2 separate regions of the Homo sapiens genome follow, and region 1 is linked to region 2. A link is a loop called in an ENCODE intact Hi-C map of the cell type or tissue named here. Cell type or tissue: GM12878. All regions are shown on one strand.

Evidence for each region. Hi-C counts contacts between places; a loop is a spot of excess contacts. Peaks named below come from ENCODE experiments on the same cell type or tissue, not always from the same donor. Only the 100,000 strongest peaks of a DNase experiment are listed, where the experiment ranks them.
Region 1: it touches region 2 in a loop (5-fold over the local background); 1 of 110 quality-filtered maps calls a loop at or near these places.

The regions. Positions count from the first base shown.
Region 1 is chr3:178,531,302-178,533,801 of GRCh38, forward strand. All of the region lies in intron 5 of KCNMB2-AS1 (KCNMB2 antisense RNA 1), which reads right to left. Among named protein-coding and RNA genes, the nearest start is that of KCNMB2, 3.9 kb to the right of the region's middle. In GM12878, no CTCF peak of the experiment used is centred here; no DNase peak of the experiment used is centred here; H3K27ac peaks cover 504 bases.
Region 2 is chr3:179,315,008-179,317,507 of GRCh38, forward strand. No RefSeq gene overlaps it. Among named protein-coding and RNA genes, the nearest start is that of ZNF639, 6.8 kb to the right of the region's middle. In GM12878, a CTCF peak has its summit at 1,174; a DNase peak (open chromatin) is centred at 1,184; H3K27ac peaks cover 276 bases.

The DNA.
Region 1 (2,500 bases), 780 kb before region 2:
TGGTTTCTTCCAAAGTTTGGCAATTATGAATAAAGCTGCTATAAACATTTGTGTGCAGGTTTTTGTGTAGACATAAGTTTTCAGCTCTTTTGGATAAATACCAAAGAGCCTGTTTGCTGGATCATATGGTAAGAGTATGCTTTGCTTATTGTCTTCCAAAGTGGCTGCACCATTTTGCATTTCCACCAGCAATGAATGATAGTTCCTGTTGCTCTTGCATCCTGTTGCTCTCCAGAATTTGGTGTTGTCACTGTTCTAGATTTTGGCTCTTCTAATAGGTGCATAGTGGTAGTGTGTTGTTGTTTTAATTTGCATTTTCCTGATGACATATGATGTGGAGCATCTTTTCATATGCTTATTCGCCATCCATATATCTTCCTTAGTGAAGTGTCTGTTAAGGTCTTTGGAACATTTTTTAATCAGGTTGTGTGTTTTTCTTATTGCTAGGTCTTAAGTGTTCCTTGTATAGCTTGGATAGCAGTCCTTTATAAAATATGTCTTGTGAATATTTTCTACCAGTGCGTAGCTTCTCTTTGTTGTCTCTCTTATTTTAAAATTTTTTTTAAAAAATCTTCTGCTGCATATATTAGTAGAAGTTTTAACTAAAAAATACAGGACCTAGGTGAAAAGTTTTATGAAATAAAAAGAACACTGGATTATGAGGACATACGCACAGGCTACGTGATTGCAAAAAAAATCATTAAACCTCCCTTATCCTCAATTTGCCTAGATGGAAATGTAACTATTAATATTTGCCTTGCCACCCAATAACTTTATTCTAAAAGTATCAAATGTGATGTGGGCAAATATACTCCAGAAATGTAAACTTTTAGAAATTATGATTTCATGAAAACTTTTTTAGAGAAATTTAAATTTGAAGGACAATTTTTGTGAAAAGTGATATGGACCAATTAAAGCATTTCATTTCTATTTTAGAAATAAGATGCTGGTTTGATGTTAGATTTTCTTCAACTGTTGTCTTTAATTGCTTTCTAAGTTTATGCATTTGAGTTTATACTAGAAAATGCCTTTTGTATGCACCTAATGTGGAACTGTAGATCACTTCAAAGTGAGTCAGCTTCAACATTCACAGAAATATAATAGTAAGGAAGCAGTGTCTAAACTAACTTTCCTGTTGTTCCTGGAAAAATAGTCATAATAGGGCAAAAGCAGTTACTTGCTGTATTATTCAGAGCATAAATTATATACTCCAAAATATAATTAGCACTTGTGTCTGTAACAGATAGCTACATTTTCTGGTTATGTATCTATCAAATTTTCATTTTAATAGTGATGACTCATAATGAAATTATGCATTCATTGTTCCATTCATTAAACCATTTCACTGGCGGGCTGTGCACGTAAACTGCAAATTCTGTGTATGTGTGATCACACCACTCTCCCCCAGTCTCCAGTTCTTAACCTAATATTTGTTAACACACACAAATTCTTTCCAGAACAAGTTCTCTGATGTACATTCAGGGAGCAGATGCTGTTGAAATGTTATCAAGTTACAGATGCACAAAATATTCTTGCTGAATGTGTTTGGTAATATAGCTCTGAAATATCACTTCAGTCCCTGCCTTCTGCCGGCCCAAACTTCACTCTCTGGGGAACCATCCAGAAAAGTAATGCTAAGAGTTACTAAATTCACTCCTCCGATCAGCTGTTTTCAAAATGGTAGAACAAGCTTTCAACAAATTCAGCATAGGTTTCTCTCTTGTTGAAGAAGGTATGAGCTTCAAAGACACTTTATTATCTGAAACTTCATGATAGAGGTAAAACTAAAGGAACAGCTATTGAAATGTGATCCAGAAAACAAAACAAATGCAAGAAAGAGATTGTATCTTATATGATTCAACAGGAGAAATTTTTCTCTCTTCTACCTCCCCTAGAGAGGTTCTTTTCATGCTTCCTTTTCTTCCTATCCCTTTTCTCCTCTCTTTCCTATTGTGGCCCTCTCCTCATCTTCAATCATGCATCTCCCTCTTTCTTCCTGCTCTGTGATAACTAACATTTATTTCAGTACATCTCTTTGTAAAGAGCTTCACTCATACATTATGTCCTTTCATTCACATCACTGCAGTCTTAGAACAGCCATTGCTATCATTTCATTTGAACACAGTGAACTGGAAACAGGCTAGCAGAACTGTTTCCAAGTCAGGCTGCCTTATTTCAAAGCCTGTGCCCTCTTCCAATACCATGCTATCTCAAGAAATTCTTTCCTTCCTTCCTCATAAATCTCTTTTCTCCTTTTTCTCTTCTTTCTCCTCCTTCAGCGTCCCTTCCTCATTTCCTGCTCCTCTTTCACTACCACAACAAACCATCTTATGCTCCATCCCCATTCCCATCTGAACACTGCTCCTTCCAGAAACCTCCTTTATTCTCAGATGGGTCTGAGTTAGGGGCTTTCTTTGCTCCTCCAGGAACAGAGCCTCCAGAAAGCGTCACTAACAATCCCTGCCCCAGGCCCACCTTCTCGCTTTATCCCATTATCAAA
Region 2 (2,500 bases):
CTAAACCTCATCATTTTTATGAGCAAATCAATTATACATAATCCATTTTAAAATTCTTAAATAAAGAGATTTTACATCCATGAAGAGCAGAAAAACTAAGGCCGGTATTCACTATCATGATGGTCCTCTTTAAAGCTTTTCTTTTTCTTTTTCTTTTCTTTTTTTTTCTTTTATTTTCTTTTTGTTTTTCTTCTTTTCTGAAACAGAGTCTTACTCTGTTGTCCAGGCTGGAGTGCAGTGGTGCGATCTCTGCTCACTGCAACCTCTGCCTCCTGGGTTCCAGCTATTCTCATGCTTCAGCCTCCAGAGTAGCTGGGACTACAGGCGCCCACCACGCCTGGCTAATTTTTGTATTTTTAGTAGAGATGGAGTTATACCATGTTGGCCAGGCTGGTTTCAAACTCCTGGCCTCAAGTAATCCACCCGCCCCGGCCTCCCAAACTTCTGGGATTATAGGCGTGAGCCACCACATATGGCCCTCGTTTTTCTTTTCTTAATGGCTTAAAAATACCTGAAAACCTTGTAGCTTTAAGGGTGACTAAGTAAAGCTCATTTTAATGCTAGCTTTGTCCTTAAGATTCCACATCAATTTTCCGATTCGAAAATAAAGATTTTAAACTTCAAAACATAATTTTGGAAGGAATTAAAAATGAGAAAAAATGCCTACTAAGTAAGCCTTTTGCTATTAGGCAAACACACAGAATAAACTAAACATTGTATGAAGATTTACACTGTGCTAAGGATTTCATGCACTCCTTCCTTTTGTCCTTCATTCATACAATGCATACTTATTAGGAAATTACTGTGGGACAGTACCTTGCTAGTTTTTTATTAGACACACAAATTTTCTACCTTCACAGAGCATACAGTCTACCAGAAAAGACACCACAGAGTCTTGTTCACCTACCCTGACCCACCTCACCCCCACCTTGCCCCAGCAAGGAGATTGTTTTGTGTGTGTGTGTGTGTGTGTGTGTGTGTGTGTGTGTGTGTGTGATTAGCAATTATTACAAATAAGTACACCTTTGAGGTTGTTTTAAACTCTCATTAGCAATAACAGGAAAAACAAAGTGGCTAAGTTGGGCTACTCAAAGTTTGGACTAGATAAACTCTGGATATGCTTGATCATCAAAAGCAGCTCCGTTGGTTACCATTTAGTATGTGGCACCACTTGGTGTAAGACTTGAGAACTGCAACATGAAAATTACAGTTCTAACAGATTTACAAAGATTTTCAATGTGTCCTTACAAGACTGTCAGAAAAGAAAGTAAAACAGCCCGCTCCACAGTGGCTTAGAAGACAGTCATGAAAGAAAGTGAAAACAGCCACAATGGCCACCACAGTTATCTTGAAAATAGTAGGCTTTAATAAATGCTTCTTAAATGAATCCAAATGAAATCCAAAGGCACATTACTGAACTATAGATTTTTAATAGATTCTGTTCTTTAGACTCAGACTGTGGCTGAAGAAATGCATAAATTTAGCCCTTGTAACTATCAGGATAGGCTAGTGATTCTGAAATAACAAACAATCCCCAAAGCTTAACAGTTTAACACAATAATGATTTGTGAAGGGGTGGGTTGCCCCTCCACACCTGTGGGCATTTCTCTTTAGGTGGAACGAGAGACTTGGAAAAGAAACAGACACAGAGACAAAGTATAGAGAAAGAAAAAAGGGGGCCCAGGGAACCGGCGTTCAGCATACGGAGGATCCACGCCCGCCTCTGAGTTCCCTTAGTATTTATTGATCATTATTGGGTGTTTCTCGGAGAGGGGGATGTGGCAGGATCATAGGATAATAGTGAAGAGAAGGTCAGCAGGTAAACATGTGAACGAAGGTCTCTGCATCATAAACAAGGTAAAGAATTAAATTTGTTTTTTGTTTTTATGTGTGGGTTTTTTTTTTCCAAGTCTCGCTCTGTCACCCAGGCTGGAGTGCAGTGGTGTGATCTCGGCTCACTGCAGCCTGTGCCTCCCTGGTTCAAGTGATTCTCCTGCCTCAGCCTCCCAAGTACTTGGGATTACAGGTGTGCGCCACCATGCCCAGCTACTTCTTTGTATTTTTATATTAGGGACAGGTTTTCACCATGTTAGCCAGGATGCTCTCAAACTCTTAGCCTCAAGTGATTCACCCACCTCGGCCTCCCAAAGTGCTGAGATTATAGGCGTGAGCCACCACGCCCAGCCTAAATCTGTTTCTTCATATGCTATGGGTCCTGATGACTCCATTCAGTGGAAGGGAGGGCTAGAGAATTGAGCACTGGACATGAAATGCCTCTACCTCGAAGTGACACACAACACTTCTACTGTTATGTCAATGGCCAAAGCAAGTTATATGATTATACCTAACTTCAAGCAGGACAGGCAGTATAATCTCCTACATGCCTGAAAGTAGAGAGTATCAAAAATTGGATAGTGCTTTTAATTTTTACATTTTTTTAGAGATGGGGGTCTTACTCTATCATCCATGCTAGACTGCAGTGGACCCTCCTGCTTGGCTC